Regions from separate parts of the Homo sapiens genome. Here region 1 is linked to region 2. A link is a loop called in an ENCODE intact Hi-C map of the cell type or tissue named here. Cell type or tissue: gastrocnemius medialis. All regions are shown on one strand. Links, peaks and the distances in the headings refer to the core of each region. The heading gives the core; the rest is flanking DNA. Region 1 overlaps CADM1 (cell adhesion molecule 1). Region 2 overlaps CADM1 (cell adhesion molecule 1).

Region 1 (2,500 bases), core at 1-2,500, 130 kb before region 2:
ACATTTAGAGTAGCTAATCTGAAATCACAGTTTTCAATCAGAAAGGAATTTTGGATGCTTTTATGGAAAGATTACTACAAACTAAGTTTTCTTTCCTTTTTTTCTGATTTAGATTCCTTGAATGCACTTTGTTAATGTCTGAACATTGAATCAAATAGTGTATTTCTCCCATTTTTAAACATTGCAAATTCAAGGCAGGGTCCTCTGCTTCTGTCTTCAAATGAATGAGAATACCATTTTAAGAGAAAATGGCGGCTAAAGTGTCAGTGCTCTGTATCACCTCTATCAAAGAGACTGATTACAATGTTGATGGTGATTTTCAAGGCCATCTCCGTCTTGCTTCTGCTTCTTAAGAATGTATAATGGAGTCCAACCTTAAGACAAATAGGTCAGACTGCAAAACTCTGCAGGAATATAAGAATGGATTTCAAAATAATAAAGCAGTGCAACTTTGAGATTCTATATACTATATAAATATCTCCTAATTTACAGGACATACCTTTTAAACATCTTTCCACCATGATGCGTATTGGTGTCTGGTCTTGCCATTCTCATGCATTTTCAGCTGTTATTTCTAGAATTTATTGAGTTACTGATGTTTAATCTTTAATGATGGTTGAAGGGGAGAAAAAGTACATACACCATGTTCACCAATTCTCACTGCTGGTAAACAAAAAAATTTGTTCTCCCTGTGGGGCAGGGAGAAAATATTTTTGAGAATATCCCATCTGCAGATAAAGTCAGTGGCCATTTGTGGTTCTGTCAAAGATAAAAATAAATGCCATGTTCAGCTGTATTAAATACTGTACTTGAGCATAAGGGAGAGTGTGCATTTGTCTTATTTCATTTGTCTTCCCAGTCTATGCCCATTTAGCACTGCAATAGCAGTGAACTTCACGGGCAGTCAGGCCCAGTCTTTCATGTTTCCTTCCAGTTCTAAATTGAAAATATTTTTTTGAAAAGAACTATGACAAAAGCAATTTGAGTTAGTGATATCTTGAAAGAGAACCCAATTTAAGATTACCTTTATGGTTGGTCATTGTTACCTACAGTAGGCAGATGTCATGGTGATCTTCTTGATATTAGTATTCCGAGAGAGTCTGACCTGGCAGTGTTCAGGTAACATCAGAGAGTGGGCTATAATATTGAGATTTCAAGTGGTGGTGCAAAGGGCTGCTCACGGAAAGCTAGTGCAGAGAGAACCACTGTAACCGAGAAGGAGGGCAGCCAGCCATTCTCCTCATCCTTCTATATTTAGTAAATACCACGTGACAGTGAGTGGCTAATTAAAGTGTGTTGGGAGTGAGCTTTGTAACTGTAAACTGTAGAGAAGGAAATAGGAAAACAATGGTGTCTTCGCTGATTTTCCAACCTGTAACTTAAAATGTTGCATCTTTCCAACTCTTTCTCAAAAACTCACCACGCTGGTAAAATGTCATCATATCTTTCAGATTTGTGTCATTACAATTGTAACAGGATCAATGATTCATGAACATACGGAGCTAAAGTCTCTTACAAGATGAAGTGGTGACTAGGAGGAGAAGTTATTGTTAAAGAGGACCATCTGTCTTTGAAAGTGTGATTTACTGAGGCATTCACCTCTGCCCCAAGCCATGAAAATAGGATCTAGTGACTGGGTCTCATCGTCTTTCTCTTCCTGCCTCCTTCCCTTTCTTCTTCTCCTCATTCTATCCTTAGAGCCAGAATCAGTCAAGAGATTCAGTAAGAAATGATGCTACTGTGAATCACATAGCTTCTTAGAGCATCTTATTTACGTTCCTAAAATCCCTACCAGACAAATAACAAGTGTTAAAATTGTTTCTGTGTTTCAGATGAGGAAGCCAAGACAAGGAGATAAATTGGCATGCCCAATACAGAAGGGTGTCAGTAGCATTGCTGAGACTTGTGTCTAAGTCTCTACTTTGTGGATTATTCACGGCAACAATTATTCCCATGAGAATCCCTAATTACCACCTACATCCCTGTCAGTTGGTGGTGAATCTGTAACAATTCACAAACTGCATATTCTGCCTCTGTGTGATGAGAGAATCCACTCTTATTTTAAACTATGCAGAAATGAGAGGCCAATGTTACTTCTAAGGGACCATGCAGTGCAGTCCAGAGGTAAATATGAATGACATTTAGCTCTGCCGTTTTGGCTGTTCCACATTAGTGCAGCTCTCCATTCTTCTACATAACCAAGAGTTAGTTATTCTTAAACCCCAGTGTTCTGTCTACTCATGCACAATTTACCTGCATTTCTCAAATTCACCATCCTTTAGTGTGTTTGGCTTTTAAATCCATTTTGGTGCTTACAGTTTGTGTCATGTTCTTGGCCCTTAGGGATGCATTGGATCACATAGGATAATCTATTGAACATATATTAGTTTCTTGATCTCAGTAGAGTAATGGATGCTGAAATATTTCAGAAAGATGTATTCTGTAACGATTCAGGAATTGCATACTCTGCCTGTGTCAGAAGCACAACATGTATGATTTT
Region 2 (16,510 bases), core at 759-3,258:
AGCTGGATCTTAAAGGATGGTTTCGTGGAGAAGGAATGTGAGTCAAAAGTACAGAGGGCAACAAGCCCAGCCAGCCTGCTGATTTGTATGGGGAGAAGAAAGCAATTCCGTGTGCAGGGTGGGATGGGTCTTGTGGCTGTACTGAAAAGTCCGGGCAGAGGACTCGATACTTCAGTGACCTCTCCCAGCCTCTGCCAGAGGGCAAGGAGCAGTAGGGAGTACTCATTCATTGCATCTCTATAAAAAGACCCAGAGAGATAGAATAAGGATCAAAAGCACACACTAGAGAGAGGCTGCCTGCATTCAGATCCCTGTCCCACCATGTAGCAGTGAAACCTCGGGTGAGTAGCCCAGCCTACCTGGCTTCAGTCTCTTGCTCTGCAAGGTGGACATCACCATAGCCTCGAAGGTTGTTAGGAAAGATCAGTGAGATATGCAGTCAGCGCTCAGCCAAAAAGGTGCCAGACACACACTACTTGTTCATTACATGTCAGTCACAGGATAGAGGCAAATGGTGACTAAAACGATAGAAGGTTACCCAGGGCTACGAAGAAGCGGTCACTACTCAGAGGGAGCTCTGAGGGCTCCTCTGCATATAGACACATCATGCCCTTGCAAACCACGACTTAGAAGGTTTAATGACCCTTTTCTCTTCACCATTCATTAGCAGACTTATTCCAAGCCACGTGGCATGCAGTATGTTTAGTCTCCCCACCCCTCTCCCTCTTGTCTGCAGCATGAGGCTCCAGCTTTAGCTGTACCCTACAGAAAAAAGTCCCAGAAGTTCCTTGAGCTGAGGCAGACAGGAGGTGGTGACTGCTGTACATTTGCCTTTTGAGCTCCACAGGGTATGCAAATGAGAAGGTGCTAGAAGCCGTCCCCGCTCAAAGGATCTTGATAAGTTGCCCACTCCTTCATTTGAGAAGAGTGCGTACGAGAGTGAAAATGGCCCTCGTTTCCCCCAGAGAGTTTTCACAAATGTTTTGGCCTGGCATTCTCCAAATACATCAACTGGAACCCTGAGGTGATATGCGGGTGTTAATTGGTGCAATCTTTCACTGTCCTCTGTCTACCTGAAATGTAATTCTTTTACCGCTGTGGACTTGCTCCATGGAGAAATGCTCCTTTGATTCTGTCATCAAGAACCTCAAAGAAACCATGTGGCCACTGTGTTACAGGTAGAAAGACCCTGCTTAAGTGAAGGTATTTTTGTTTTATTATAAAATCATGCCCAAGATTAATACACCTTTTTGCCAGGATCCCAAATACGCAGCCCTTTGTCATGAAGAACTGGCAGCCACATTCCTTCAGGGTGAAATTTGTATTCACAGCCATACATGTATAGTTTTTGAAGCGCTGGCCCCCCGTACAGGAGAAGAAAGAAGGGACTCTTGGCTCATCCATGACCTTGTAGGTCAATACCATATTAAAGTTCCTGTCAGGCACGCAGTAGTCACCCAGCAAGTATCAGCTGATTAAAGGGAGAAGAGTCGAGCACCTGGCTGACTGAGCCTTACGTTACACTTAATCTGAATGGGCCACCGATGCTGTATTTCAAACCTTGATGTTTGCATGTCCATCCTTACTACAGGTGGCTTTCAGGTTGGCCGTGAAGGGACAAGCCAGCCAGTCCTGAGTTTAGAGCGATTGGCCCTATCATTCTCAAGGACCCACTGGAATAGTATCAGGGAATATCATTTTGGGTAATGGCCAAGCAAAGCCTTAGTATTGCTATCATATATTGTGAGGGGCCTTCAGAATGCAATATGGCCTCTTTTAAAAATGCAAACTATAGTCCTTGCCTTATCTGTGTTTATCTCAAAATGTTGAAATGTGCCTCTAATAGGAACTGCAGGATTCAGTCCCCCCCCACCACCCCCCACCCAACACTCACATCATTACACATGAGCATCCCTGAACTGAGACCTGAAAGCAAGAATCTTCTCTGTTTTCAGGTGTTCCAAACCTCAGCTTCCAGCCTCTTCAGTACACAGGAAACTTTGTTTCATTTTTATGTTTTTATTTATTTTTTTCATTCCCAAAAAACATAAAATGTCTACTGCCCCTGGTGGTCAGTGCTGGGAAATACAACTCGAGCCTTGCCTATTGAAATGCAGAATGTATTCCAACAAGGAACCTGACATTGTCTACTGCTTTTTCTCTCACACACATGCACACCTACCTGCGCCTCCCATTTTACTCCCTCCTAATCCTTCGAAGTGTTGATCTGGGGAAGGTGAGAACCACTACTGAGGGGCAAATCAACCGGTTCTCTGGGCCCGGGACTTCAGCTGCCCTCCAGACGTGCACAGGCTCACAGTCATATTTCAGACGTGACCGCCTCAAATCTTCCTTAAGTGCTATCTTCTCAGGTTAATTAATCACCAGGCTTAAACTTGCTGTTACCAGCAGGAAGTCCATCCTGAAGTCAGCAATGTTACGATTGCATCTTCTAATACTGTTTATCCTGCATTAGTGTTTACTTAGGGGGAAAATTGATCCGTAATTGATATTTCAGTCTTCCAGAGCTGGTGTTGGAAGAGCCTAATGCAGGCCTTTAATAGCAAGCAAATATTTAAATCCCTTAATGGTTGCTGAATATTGAAATGTGTGACTTTATTACTCTTTTTGGTTTGTTTTCTCTGTAGTTGTGTATTTCATCGTTTAAACCTGCAATGGATGCTGGCAAGTGCAAGTCTAGCTAATCCACAAAAGCTGTTTGCCCAGACACAGCAGACCTGATTAAAAAGTATTGCTATGGAAGGGAATCTTCTGCACTAATCAGTCTCTGTTAGCTAGTGACGAAATTACTATCCATCTCTCTCTCTTTCTCTTTCTCTCCCTCTCTCTAGGCCTGTTTTCTCTAACCTCCTCTCCCAGAATAAAGTGATGAGGGCAGCTATAGTGTTGCAATTAGGAACATGAATCTTTTATCGTTTGGACAAGGAAGGGAAAATGCCATTACTGTCAACTGAAATGTCCTACTTGGGTTTTTTGCTCCTACTTCCCTGCCAAAGCCCATTGCTGCTGCTGAAATTGTATAACATTCACAGCTGTTCTTGATGGCTTGATTCTTAACACAGCCAGAAATGTAGCCCGGGAGATGCTTAAGACAGTTTATGGAAAATAATAGATTTCCTTGCAGAGACACCAATGCATCGAGAAGGGCCTTGAGTCACGTTAGCCCCAGCCAAGATCACCAATTTTCTCTCTATCTGGCTTCAGTTACAAAGGCTATGCCTTAAAAAAAAAAAAAAAAAAAAAAAAAAAAATGCAGACCCTTTTGAATTCTCTGTGTTTTCCTGGTTGGTTTCCATCAGCACCCACAAGTCCCTGGCTATGGCACCTTTTGTCTCACCACTCACCTGCAGCAGCCGTGAGACCCAAAAAGAAGCCTACAGAAGTGGAAATAAAAGGATGCTACTGAGGGGAGAAGAAGAACTCCCAGGAAAGCCACCCGATGAGAGCTGAGACTAGGTCTACCACCAGCTGGGTGCTCCAGAGACAGACGGCTACGTTGGAGGCCACCCCTACAGTCCCAGCACATGGGTGGGGTCCTTCCCTCCCTGTGTGGCATCCCCGCGTGGCCATCAGGAATGTCAAGAAGTGGTGTAGTTAGTTCCACTATCCTCATCACTGTGCCCTGACCACTCTCAGCCCCAGCCCTTAGTTAGGAACTTCTGGGATTGGCACTCCCTTTGGCAGGTAAAAGGGAGTGGCTTCACAGTCACAAACATTGGGAAGGATGCAAGAATGAAACAGCAAACAGTGCCTCACAAGTTTGCAGCTTTCAGACTGTTTCTGCAAAAGCATGTCAAAAGCCATGTGTCTCTGCCCCACCGTGTCTCCCCAGTCGTGCCTGGAAGTAAAGGTTGGAAGATACAGGCTGGCAGGCAACGGCCAGCTCTCTCTCCCTTTCACTCTAGTATCACCCGCAGACACCCCCAGCGAGTGCCACCACTCCCCCACTGTTTTCATTCTCAGCTTCTCCTAAATGGAAACCATTAATCATACTAAATTGTGCAATGATTCCGTGATAGGGAGAATGCTGATGGCAAAAATCATTCTCCTTTGTTGTGCCAGGCAGGCAAAAGGCAGAAGTATTAGCTCGTCGCCCTGCCTGGCTCCTTGCAAATGCTGACCATGTGTTTGCCTACGCAGCTGCCTCTATGCACACAGCTTATTTTAGCACTGGTCTAAGGCATGCCAACTGTTGACAGAAAACAAGGCCACCTCTTCCTTAGTCCCAGGACTGCCAGGAAGACTGTAACTGCTGGTGCTCCCTGAAGTCTCTCCCATCTCAAGGTCCCCATATCAGAGGTAGGGGTGATACAGGACTCGTGGGCAAAACCCAAGGTGGTCTCAGATGGGGTGAGCTGGTGGGGTAAGCCGTGCCCCCCATGCAGTTCTGCCAACTGGATTGCAGAAGAAGCCAGGTGTGGGTACCAAGGAGGCTTTTTGCCTTTCAGAATTTGATGTCTGCTTCACTTTCGACAAGGCTCTTTGTAAGCCACCCCTTCTGAATTAGAATCATTTTCCAAAAGCTCTTAAGCTATGATTAATGCCAGGGCTGTTTTTAACAATCATCCTGCCAGTCTTAAGCTGTAGTCATTTTCAATAATTTGGAGTGCTCAAAGGCAAGCCAGGAGTTTGTTGACAACAAAACCCGTAAGAGCACAGCCAGGCAGCCACAAAAGATGGAAAAGCAAAGGGACCATTTGGGCTTAGCTGGCTTTCTGCTCCCAGAGTTTCACCACTAAAAGTTTGATTGAACACTCACAGTGCGTTAAGGATCCAACTGTGAACATGGCTGGGCCAGAGGGCTGCCAGGCTGGCTTTTGTGTGAACAAACAAGCAGTGTGTTTGGAGGGCTCCGGGTTTATTTATGGACATGTGTGGTTCATTCATGCCATCCCCAAACCAGAGTGTCCTCATTTGTCTCCCCTCTGCCAACATGGAAGACCAAGAAAGAAATGCAGTTGCTTTTCTTTGGGGCTGTTTACCTCCCATGAATGCCGAGCAAGTCTCTGGCCAAGATGTGGGAATCCTGCTCTGTAGATGGCCCCGGCCATTTCCCCAGCCATGTGTGTTAAACTAGTGTTCTCTTTTTAATCTTGGCAATTTCATGGTAGAGTATCCATCTGTTTGAAAAGCCCAAACTGAAGGAAGCTACCGTTTGAAATGTCTGTGATTACAGATTTACTTAGACTCAGCTTCCGATAGCACTTATTTCTAGCTCATTACTTCCTCCGGAAGGAAAGGGTCAGCTCTGGGTGATGGGAGTTTAACCCAATGAATTTGGTGTGATGGATAGATATTTGTGTCTCCACTCGACTCTGCCATCACACCAACTATTATGTAGGGTGTGTTGCCAGCCAGGGAGAACACAGATGCTTGAGTATAGCTGGGAGCTTTTATTAGCTAACTTCCAATAAACTCCCTTCAACCATGAATCACAGCAGAGCCTCCGCCCTGCACTCCACGTGGCCTTAGCAGTATCTATCACACCCCCTCCCTGTCTCTATTCACTTCAAGCCCCTTTCTTCTGAGGCAGAATGAACAGATTTCTAGTGTTGGGCTTCTAGAGCTGTGTTTCTGTCTTGGCTAGAGGGACCCGAAAGGAAACTCGTAACCTATCCGGACTCTGTGTCCCTACACCCAATAAGTGTTTGCTGGGTTTTCCCAGCAACTTTTCGGGGGAATCTTTGGGACATCATCCCCCCTAGCATGGCACCCGCTTTAGGATCCTGAGGCTTGGGGAAATGAAAAGCTTCCTCCAAACTTACTTCTTCCTTTATATTCCATCTGATTTAATAGCATGATCAGTCTCCCAAACTGGAAACCTGGGTTATTTGCCTCCAGTGGTTAGCAATTCCTGCCCATTGCCCCCCTAATGCTTATCAAACTTGACCTGAATGCATCATTTCCATGTCACTCACCTGGTCCAGGCCCTTTACCTTCAAACAAAAGAATGTGGCAGCCTCTGGACTGGCTTCCCCTCCTCCTTCCCCAGCCCCATCACCAGTCCCTCCCTTGCCAGGGAACCACTCCTGGTTAACCTTTGACTGCAGCCTAAATCCAAATCCTCACAATCTGCCATCAATTCAGTTTGGACTTTCAGTGTCACCCCGTGATCCTCCACTGCCCCTGGCCCCTGGCCCCTACCCTATCCCACCTCTGTGCCTTTGAATATTCAGGGGTGTCCTCTTCCTTTTGAGAATGTCTCTGCATCCTTCGGGTTGCTTCTCTGTGCTTTTTCAATTCCTCATGCTTACCTCAATTTGTGTCCTTATCACATATCTGAACTGTTTGTTTACCTTTCTGTCTCCCTCAATAAAAACAGTAAATTCCTTGAGAGTAGAGACTGTATCTGATCCAGCTCTGTATCTCCGAAGCCAAGTGCAGTATCTGGCCCTGTGCTCAATAAATTATTGAATAATAAGAGAGAGATTTTTTTTCATCCGTGGTTGGATGGGTCTTTCAAGTGTCTGTCTCTTTCCTAGAAATATCTTGGTAAGCCCTGGGTCTCCTTTTTCTTTCTAACCAGCAATTTTAAAGTTTTGAGAACTCCCTCTGTATGCTTCGTTAAATTTTTGTTTGGGTTTGGTTTTTAAAATTTTGTTTCTTGCTCTGTCATCGTCAACATCATTTTTTCCCCACGTCTCCCTTCTCCTATCTCTCTAAGCTGTTTTATCCATTAAGGTCAGAAAGCACAGTGCCTATGCCATAGAAACATTTCAAGAGCCTGTGAACATATCTGAGACCTGGAAAGAAAAAAATGTATATATATGAGCTCTAAAATCCAGGGAAGGCAAGAAAACTGTAAAATCAAATGTATTAAATGTTTAATTAAATATCTACAAAACCATAACGTTGTCATCAGCAAACTGCAACCTAACGTAACTGGTAAATAATCAGAAACTGTATTCAACGTGGGACTGTAATGTATGTGACATAGTGTGGAATGGAGGCTTCACAAAAAGAGGTTCTAGGGCCTGCACAGGTTTCAAAGCAGTCTCTCCTCTGTCTTCCTTCTTTTCTTTTCCTCTTTCTCTCCCTCTCTTGTTAACTGTGTCTTCTCTGAATCTTGCACTGCAACTCTGAGCACGTAGAGCAAGTTCTGGAGGGAGCCACCACAGAAAAGAACCAGACCTGCCACGTAGGCAGAGCAAACTGTCGCATGAACCATCAACGCCTCCTGGAAGCCCAGAATTCTGACATATACACCTGGGGGTTCAGGATGGAAAGCTGATCTGCCCAAATATGCAGAGTGCACTTTCAGCTTTCATTAATGACTGATTCTCCTGGGTCCAGCAATGGCAATCTGTAGAGATATCTGACCTGCACACCCAGCTTCCAATGTGTACAGCAAATTGTCAGTGTGGACACCCTGGGCTGTGGAGGGCAGGTGACTTTTCTTCCTGCTGCTGTTTTCCGGCTTTGGGGTTTTGTTTTGGTGTGTGTGGGAGGTGGCAGGCTGGTGTTGATGAGCTCCGACTCCAGGAGCCAGTATTCATGAGTAGTGTTTCCAGCTGTGCCTCTGATTCAGCCGTGACCTTGGGCAAATCGCTTCTTCCCTGGGCCCTGCTCTCCATCTGTAAAAAGCCTCAATCCCAAAGTGTTTGGAGGTATTTGTTTGTAAAGTACTTTGACATCTCAGATCCAAGGCGCGGTAAAGAGCAAAAATACTGCTGTTTTAAAACCCTAAGGAAAGTATGGGTTGCCCTCTCTTGAGTTGAAAATTAAAAAGCTGTAATAATTGATGACTAATTCCATTGTTGCTTTATGATGTCCTCACCATCCTGGGATCATCCAATTTTTGCCTTTTTCCTTTATAAAAAAATAAATAAAGGTTCCTTGGTGAAGAATGGCTTTCATTTAGTAAATAATTTTGACTTGTGTAATTACTTCTGTGACTTTTCTTAACAACCTCGCTTCACTGAAAAAAAGCCACACACCTCCCCCCCCGCCCCTCCCCACTGTAGCCTTCCATCCCTGGTGCTTCATAAAGTAATTGTGCAATTAGGAAGAAGTGGCTGGAGCATCGGGTTTCTCTATATTTTAAGTTGGGAGTCTGACTTTGACTCCCTGCTTGCTGGAGTGGGTGAGCCAGCCCATTATTAAAAAAACTATTATGCTGTTAAAAAATCAGGAGCTCCACAAGTGAAGAGCATCGATTGGCGAGAGCTGGTCAGTTATCACCAGAAGGTCCTGACAACACACTAATAGGTTTTTCTGAAGATCCAATCAAATTTTCTAGGCAGAGGCTTGAGGTGTTCCACATGGGATAATGCTTGTCCTGGGCGGTATTGATTTCAGCATGTGGCTCTCTCTTCTCTCCCCTCTTACTGGCTCCCACTCTTCTCCTACTGTTATTTTTTTTTTTTTTTCTGGTAATAAAGACTTGAGCTTTGTATTCCATGTTAACAGTCTGATGGGGGAGGGGAGAGCCTCCCAAGCCTCATCTGCCCTTGACTTGGTGCCTCCCTGCACCATCTCCTTTGTTACTGTATTCCTAGAGTCAGATACATACAGCATCACCTGCTCTGCTTCTCCCTGACCTTGTGGATTTCATTCTTGTAGCTGCTTCCAGCCCAGCCAGCAAACCCTCTTAGAAGAAATTCTGTTAAAAAGCCTTCTGGGAAGTAGGAAATGAAACAGCTTGAAGTCACACAGGTTTCTGGTATCCCTACCCCACAAGTAAAGAATTCCCTGGGGCAAGGAGAGGGTGTTGGTTTATGCATACTCCTTTGTGTGCGTGTGTGTGTGTGGTGTGGACGTGCATGCACACACAGTGGTAGGGACACAAGCCTACAAGATGCAGCGGTACAGACTTAGGAATTGACCAAGCTACAGGATCAAAGGGGTGCACAGGGATGGATGCGGACACTGATCCAGCCTACCCTCTAGCCAAGCTTTGTGTCCTGACATGGAGTTGCAACTTCTTGGAGGAAGGGATATCTTTTTTTCTAATTCACACAAAGATGTCTGGACCATCAGTGGCCTGGAGAGATGTGGTGGAGACTCAGAGCCTCCAGGATCTGGAGTAACTCTGCTACTGTGCACGGATGTATCTGAACACTGGCCACTCCCCACAAACATCCCTGGATGAGACGAAAGTGTTAGCGGTGTATTAGATTGATGCAGAAGCAGCTGCGTTTTTTGCCATGACATTTTTTAAGTGACAAAAACCACAATTACTTTTGAACCAACCTAATAAAACACTCCTTGTACCCATTCCATGATTTTAGTATTTTCATTGTACTCAAGGATCCCAGGGCGGCTTTTCAGATCTATCAAGTTGACATTCACTTTGCTCACCCAACCTCTCTGCCAACTCATCTCACCCAAGCCTCTGCACATGGCCTAGATGGAATGCACCTGGCACGTCTTTGCTTGTCCCTCCCTTCTCCCTTGCTTCACCTCCCATACCTTTTGCAGAGCAAGGGCTCTGTTATCAGCAGGCTGGGGTTCAAATCCCAATTTCTTTACTTAATAAAAGTTGACTTTGGGCAAGTCTCTGAGTCTGTTTCTTCATCTTTAAAATGTCCACCTCACACCTTGCCATGGGGCTCACGTGGGTTAAAATACTGTGCTGTACACAAATATTAGTTATAGGTTCTCAAACTCTTAGGTTCCAGGAGGCTTACCTTCCCCCTGGGGCTCCCTAAACCCCATAGGTAGCTCCTAACCAGGTTCACGCCAATTAGCACTTGGTTATATACTGACACGTTTTTCTCTCATTGTTTCCAGTGTGTGTTTTGTCTGCACAACCAGGCTGTTGGTACCTGGAGTAGCAGGGTCATATCATACACTTGTCTTGGATTCCCCACAGCCCTCCAATATGCTGAGCACACAGTGGCTACTCGATAACTCCTTGACTTCCCTGGGTATCTATTGTTATAAAATCTTTAGTCTGTAGCACTTCCCACCTAGGAAGAGACTTAAATGGAATCTGTAGCTTTGGTTTCGCTCATCCAATCACAGAACACAGCCTGTCAGATCTGCAGAGCACCCCCAGAGCTCATCCCGTCCAACCCCTTCATTTTACAGACTTCGATTGCAGGCAGCCTCACAGAGGAGGACCAAATACCAGCCACCCGAGATGTTATGTTCCTGACCCCCAAGCTCCTCCAGCCACGACACCAGAGCCCAGTTAACAGAGGAAACCCTCCTCACCCTCCCCAGGCAGCATGCTGTAGGGAAGCCATTCTCAAAACATAGGCACTGGGCCTGCCACCTGGTGTCACCTGAGAGTGCATTAAAAATGCAGATTCTCAGGCCACCCCCCCCTCCTCCCGCCACTTCTACTGAATGAAAACTAGAGCAAGGCCCAGCCATCTGCATTTGCTCTGGTCCTCTAGGTGATTCCGATGCCTGCTCCACTGTAACAGCCACTGACTGCTCTGGGGGAAGAGCTCTGGACTTCAGCCAGCAGACCTGCATCTGGGTCCAGGCTTCACTCCCAGTGTCAGTGTCTTCATCTGCAAAGCAGGAAACACAGCACTCACCTCACCAAGCTTTTGTGTGCCTTAGCTGGAATCACACACTTGGCACACAGTAGGCACTTAAGAAATGTTAGCTGCTTTTGAATTGCCACTTGTCTTGGGTGAGTGGATGAATGGCTGATTGCAAGGCTGATTGGAGGACATGCAACTTTCATCACCTTCATCAGGAAAAACAAATCTATTAAGTGGCTAAATGCATGATATTCTGTTCTCTACATGGGGAGGAAAAAAGGCATTCCATAAATCAGGAGTGACTACAAGGTAGAGTGCAAAGGCCAAAGATTTTGCAAATAGGAGGATCGTGGTCCAAAGCCCACCTCCATCACCATGTGCTGGCTACGCGATCTGGATAGACTTATGTTGGCACGCTCATTCATTCAGCTGATATTCTGGGGCTCCTACTATGTGCCAAGCAATGTGCTAGACATGGAGAACACACAAGGGAACACGTTGGTTAAGACCCTATGGCGGATCAAATAATCCACCTGCTCCTCTGTAGGTCTCAGCCCCCTTGCAGTTGGGCAGAGTGCGTGCCTCCTTTCTGTGCTGCACCTGCATTTTACCTATGCCCACATGATTCCCCAATGTTTCCCTTGCCTTGCTGCAGCCACTGAAAATGTCAATGTTCCACACGGTGCAGACACAAGGTACTGAATCCTCCCCTGTCCTGGATCTCTGAGTGACAAGGTGGAGCAGAAGCCTTTGCTCAACCCCACAGGACACGTTACATGAGGGAGAAACATAAGATTTGGGATTTATGTTTCCACCACAGAGTCCAGTCTCTCCTGACTAACACAGACCCTGTCCTGATGGGGCTTGCATTCTAGTAAGACAAACAACACACACAGTTGAGCACTTCATTACAGTTGTAAGAGGTGCTATGAAGAAGCCATGGGTTACTGTGAAGTCATATGTGAGTGGAGCCTTATCTAGGAGGTGGGGATGGGGGTGTTGGAGGTTGTCAGTTCAAGGAAGACTTCTCTGGAGAAGTGTTGAGACCTGAGGGATGAATACGAATTGTTTAGGTAAAAAGGGAAGGAGAAGTCAGGTTCAAGGAGAAGAAAGAGCCTCTGCGAAGGCCTGGAAGTGGAAGGGTGTAGGATGTTGACGAACAGGCCGATAAGATAGGAGTGCCGAGAGTGAGCAGGGGTGAACAAGAAGGTGGGCTAGAATCAGATTATGGAGGATTTTATGGGCCAGGTTAAGGATTTGGGATTTTATCCTAAAACAAATGGCAAACTGGAAATTTCAAACAAGGCAGAAGCAGGAAGTCTGTTTTTCAAAAAGCTTTGAGCCTTACCTTCCTCATCTGTACAGTGGGCATAATAATATATACGCTTCAAAAAACTGTGAGAATGGGATAAAGTAACCTCCATTAAACATGGTGCTGAGCACACTGTTAACACTTAAAATGATCCAGCCCTTTGTCTTTGTCTGGTTCCCTCCTGCTTAGAGCTCGCATCTAGCACACGTTCTCTGGCATGCTGTCTTCTGGAGATGCTGCAATCAGCAGGAAGAAAGCCAAGATATCTTTGCAACGAAATAATGACAAACCTTTACTGAGCATTTACAGTATGACAGTTGCAGTTCTAAGTATTAACTCAGCACAACCCTATGGGATAGATACAATTATTACCCATTTTACAGATGGGGAAACCCAAGCACAAAGTGGCTAAGCTATTTGTTCAGGACCACACAACTGGTACATAGTAGGGCAGGGCTCACGCCTGTAATCCCAGCACTTTGGAGGCCGAGGCAGACGGATCACGAGGTCAGGAGATTGAGACCATCCTGGCTAACATGGTGAAACCCCGTCTCTACTAAAAATATAAAAAATTAGCTGGGCTTGGTTGCGAGCGCCTGTAGTTCCAGCTACATGGGAAGCTGAGGCAGGAGAATGGCATGAACCCGGGGGGCGGAGCTTGCAGTGAGCCGAGATCGTGCCACTGCACTCCAGCCTGGGTGACAGAGCGAGACTCCATCTCAAAAAAAAAAAAAAAAAAAATAGCAGGGAGAGATTTAAACCCAGATACTTTGAGTCCAAGGTCCTCGCTCTTAGTCACATCTTTCATTCTCTCTTGGAAAGAAATGAGCTTTTAGGGAAACAAAGTGTTTAGAGGGAGCTGCTCTGGTCAGATCCAAGGAGTAGGAGGAAGAGATGGACCCAGCCACTGATGCTGAGCAGAACACCTGTAAGAAGCAGGGCGCACCCTCCATGCTCTCAGACCATCTGCCCATGAGAGGCAGAAGCTGGACCTCACAGCCAACCCAGGGCACTGCCCAGTTCCCAGCCACCCTGAGCCAGGAAGTGAGGCAGGTTCTCTAAATCACCTTTATCCGCCTCCAAGTTCCTTCTAGAGATGGACCCTTCAGGGACAGCCCAAGGCACACCTCCCAGGTCGCTGCTTGGGAAGACCCTGGGGGCCGTGGCAAGGCCTTAGTGGGGGCAAAGAGGATGCCCTCGAGCCTGGTGTGTGTCCATGGCATCGAGCCTGAGGCATATGCTATCAGGAGAGCCCCAGGGGAAGGCCAGCCTCACTGGGCTTTGAGGTAAACACACAGGATGGCCGCCCTGCCCTGTCACTCTCTGCAGTCAACCAGAAAGTCAGAAAACGTGCCCAGCGACCTGCGAAGCAGATGGCTGAGAATATCATGTGTATACAATATTTATGAAATGTGAGCTGAGCAGAGCTGTGGCTGAGACTCCCGTCCCAGGCAGAGTAATTCAGCCCTGTGTGATGAACAAGATTGTAATTGGGGTAGTTCCAATTTACTAACCATTTGCAAAAGATTACATACCTCTCACATATTATCCTCTCCTAATCTTACTTTAATGAACACTACTCTATCTGGATGTATAATTTCAGGGCGGGGGAAAAACAATTTCTAGCCTAGAAGGCAAAGCTGCAGCTAATACATTAACATCCAAATTAGAGAGAGGGAAAGTAATTGTGAGATCTATAGCTAAAGTAATTTAAAGGCGCCCTCCCCTTCCATGCAGAAAAAGACAGATGTATAGTGGAGGCAGTTCTTATTACTACCAGCGACTTTCCAGTAAGGGGTGAGGAACCTCCCTCCAAGATGGCAGCCTCACCTGGAAACGTTCACTTCACTTCAAGGGACTCCAGATGAATGTGTTTCTCAGCTGAACTTCACTGGTGGAAATGAGCCATGCTTGTATTAGGAAGGAAGCGAGTCAGACTAGCAGAAGAACTTCCAGGGAGTAAGGGTTGTTGGTAAGCACATCTTCCCCAAAAGCCTAAGGCTAGGAGGGATCCTTAGGGTGAGTTCATGAACCCGTCTTTATCTCAGTTTCATCATCTGTAAAATGAGGCTGGAATAGAATAATAATGCTTCCCTATTCATGCCTTCATTTGGTGAATGATTTTATTGAAATCTGCTTTGTGCCCAGCACTTTTCTAAGTGCTAGGGAGACAGAGTGTTTTTTGTTTGTTTGTTTGTTTTTAAAGAAGTTCTTGCTCTCAGGAAGCTTACATTTTCATGGGGAAAGTAAAACAAATAAATAAGACAAGGGTAGGGTGCTTGCGTCTGGGATACTCATGACAGGCTCACGCCTCTTCAAAACCAAGGGTGACCCAATTGATTTCCCAGGCAGTGGACCCAGGGAGTCCCTGGAACTGCTTTGCTGCCTCAGTCCTGAAGGGGACTGTCCAGCGCTGAGCCATCCCCACTCTTGCACTGCTTCCCTCTGTGAGGCGTGGGCTACAATTGAAGCTTCCAGAAGGCAGCTGCTGCTCAGCTCACATCCAGAATGAGGGTTGCAGATGGCAGAGAACCAGTGCCCAGGGCTCTGCTACCCAGAGTGCTGTCTCTGGCGGACGGTGGTCAGCAGCCCTTCCTCCCCTGTACCTTGTGAACTCCAGGAGGAGGTCAGAGAATACAGCCAATGAAAGGCAACACTTGCAATCCTGGAAATGTCCTTCCGGAACTCCTTCCTGATTCCCATCTGCAATGCAGAGCAGGACTGCAGGGGAGAGATGCTCAACTGTGCTGCCCACTCCCTAGGACTCACCAAGTCCCCATCAGGGTGGATGGGGCGGGAAAAACAGCCAAAGCCCCTGCATAAAGGGCCAGAACGTCAGCCATGTTAGAAGCACATACTGTGTGCCAGGAGAGGACGGCACCCCACCTGAACTTCACTGGCCATACCTTGTGGTCTGGGTCAGAGCTTCCCAGGACAGAAGCACAGAGGCTTTGTGGATCCCAGATGTGATACTGTGACACCCCTCCATGTCCTAATCTCTGATCTCAGGAATAGCAGGAAAGGGTTATGGCCAGAGCCCTGGGCCCCATCTCTTAGGAGCCCTCCCCAAGCACCCCTTTCTTGGCTTCCCTCCCCAGTCCCCCTTCCACTCTCACCTAATTGCCTCTCAGAATTGTTTGCCAGGGTGAGGGAGACTGATTGAATCCAGGAGCTCTGTTCTGATCTTGTCAATCAGACCTGCCCACCTGCCTGTGCACACACAAGCCTGCTCTCTCCCGCACTCTGGCCCTTTGCTTGCTCTCTGGCCTCCACACTTTCTCTTAAATAAACACACACAGACACCCGGACAGTAAGGCACAGTCTGTCCAACTTGCCAGGAAGCCTAGAAAATTCACAGCCACTTAAGCCCACATTGGAAGGAATGGGACCCAGGGCTGGAAGCTTGGAGCTGCAGCTCCTCTCTACTCTCTGCCACCTCAGGGAGCGAAGGGCATCCAGTTGCTAGTTCCCCAGGGCCATCCAGAGAGAGTTTGGACTTGGTGAAAATATTCAAAAGCCTTTGTATTAATAAGTGCTACAGACTAAATGTTTGCCGCCCACCCCAATTCATCATCAAAGTCGTAATCCCCAATGTGATTGTATTGGAGATGGAGCCTTTGGTCGGTAATTGAACTTGGATGGGGTCATGAGAATAGGGAACCCATGATGAGGTGGTGCCCGTATAAGGGGATAAAGGGAACGGAGCTCATTCTCTCTGTCCTGTGAGGATACAGAAAGAAAGCAGCAGTCTCTAAACCAGGGCCCTCACCACCAACAAAATCTGCCATTGTCTTGATCTTGGACTTCTCTGCCTCTAGAACTGTCGGAAATAAATGTCTGTTGTTTAAGCCAGTCAATCTATGGTATTTGTTAAAGCAGCCCAAACTGACTAAGACAATAAGCAATAGAGCTGGACTGGACCCCCTTCCAGACACCGGACTCTGCCTGGTAATTTGGCAGGCTCCCCAAGCAACCCCATCCCTTAATAGCTGGCCACAGTTTCTGCTGTTGCAGATGTGTGTGCTGCTGGTCAGCAAATGAAGGGGGAGAGGGGATGAGCAGAATCTAAGCTAAATAAACAAAATAAGAGAAGGAAGGAAGGAGAGAAGGAGGGGAAGACAGAAGGAGGGAGGAAGAGAGGGAGGGAGGGAGTATGTTCAACTCAGTACTGTGCATACTAAGCAACTGCATAAGTGAGTGAAAGTGGGGCCTCACTGCTGTCTTCTCAGAGGTGATGTGGGATGACCAACCATCCCAGTTTGCTAGGAATAAGGAGGCTCCTGGGACCGGAGACTTTGACTGCCAAAACCTGGGCTGGGCCCACTTGGTGACTATGGAGGGCTCAGTCCCATCTCCCTGCAGCCTGAGCCTTAGAGTAAGGCTGTGTTCTAACAGCCCAGAAGGAGCCCAGGGACAGGATTCTGGTAAGGGATTATATTACCAAAAAAAAAAAAAAAAAAGACCTTTTCTTTGTTTCTCCTGCTCCTGTGTTTATACTGCTTCTTCCTTATCTTTTCATAGTCGTAGTTTTAGTAGTGATAATGGGGTAATAATAACAGTTAACACATGTAGAGTGCTTTTTATGTTGCAAGCACAGTTCCAAACACTCTAGAGACCCTGACTCCTTTAACCTTCCTAATTACCTTTGACATAGGTATTGTTATTGTTGCCATTTGCAGATGAGAGAACTGAGGATAAAAAAGGTTCCCTGTGTCCAAGGATGCCAAGCCCACAGTTG

The links. A loop is a pair of places that touch in the nucleus more often than their neighbours do. Peaks named below come from ENCODE experiments on the same cell type or tissue, not always from the same donor. Only the 100,000 strongest peaks of a DNase experiment are listed, where the experiment ranks them.
Region 1: it touches region 2 in a loop (2.5-fold over the local background); 1 of 110 quality-filtered maps calls a loop at or near these places.

Annotation. Positions count from the first base shown.
Region 1 is chr11:115,297,555-115,300,054 of GRCh38, reverse strand. All of the region lies in intron 1 of CADM1 (cell adhesion molecule 1), which reads left to right. Among named protein-coding and RNA genes, the nearest start is that of CADM1-AS1, 98 kb to the left of the region's middle. In gastrocnemius medialis, for the core only: no CTCF peak of the experiment used is centred there; a DNase peak (open chromatin) is centred at 1,224; H3K4me3 peaks cover 309 bases; H3K27ac peaks cover 937 bases.
Region 2 is chr11:115,155,969-115,172,478 of GRCh38, reverse strand. It overlaps CADM1 (cell adhesion molecule 1), which reads left to right. Exons shown (of 12, transcript NM_001301043.2): 12 at 1-3,243. Among named protein-coding and RNA genes, the nearest start is that of CADM1-AS1, 230 kb to the left of the region's middle. RefSeq lists an enhancer at 7,316-7,858. In gastrocnemius medialis, for the core only: CTCF peaks have their summits at 1,889 and 2,099; no DNase peak of the experiment used is centred there; H3K27ac peaks cover 389 bases.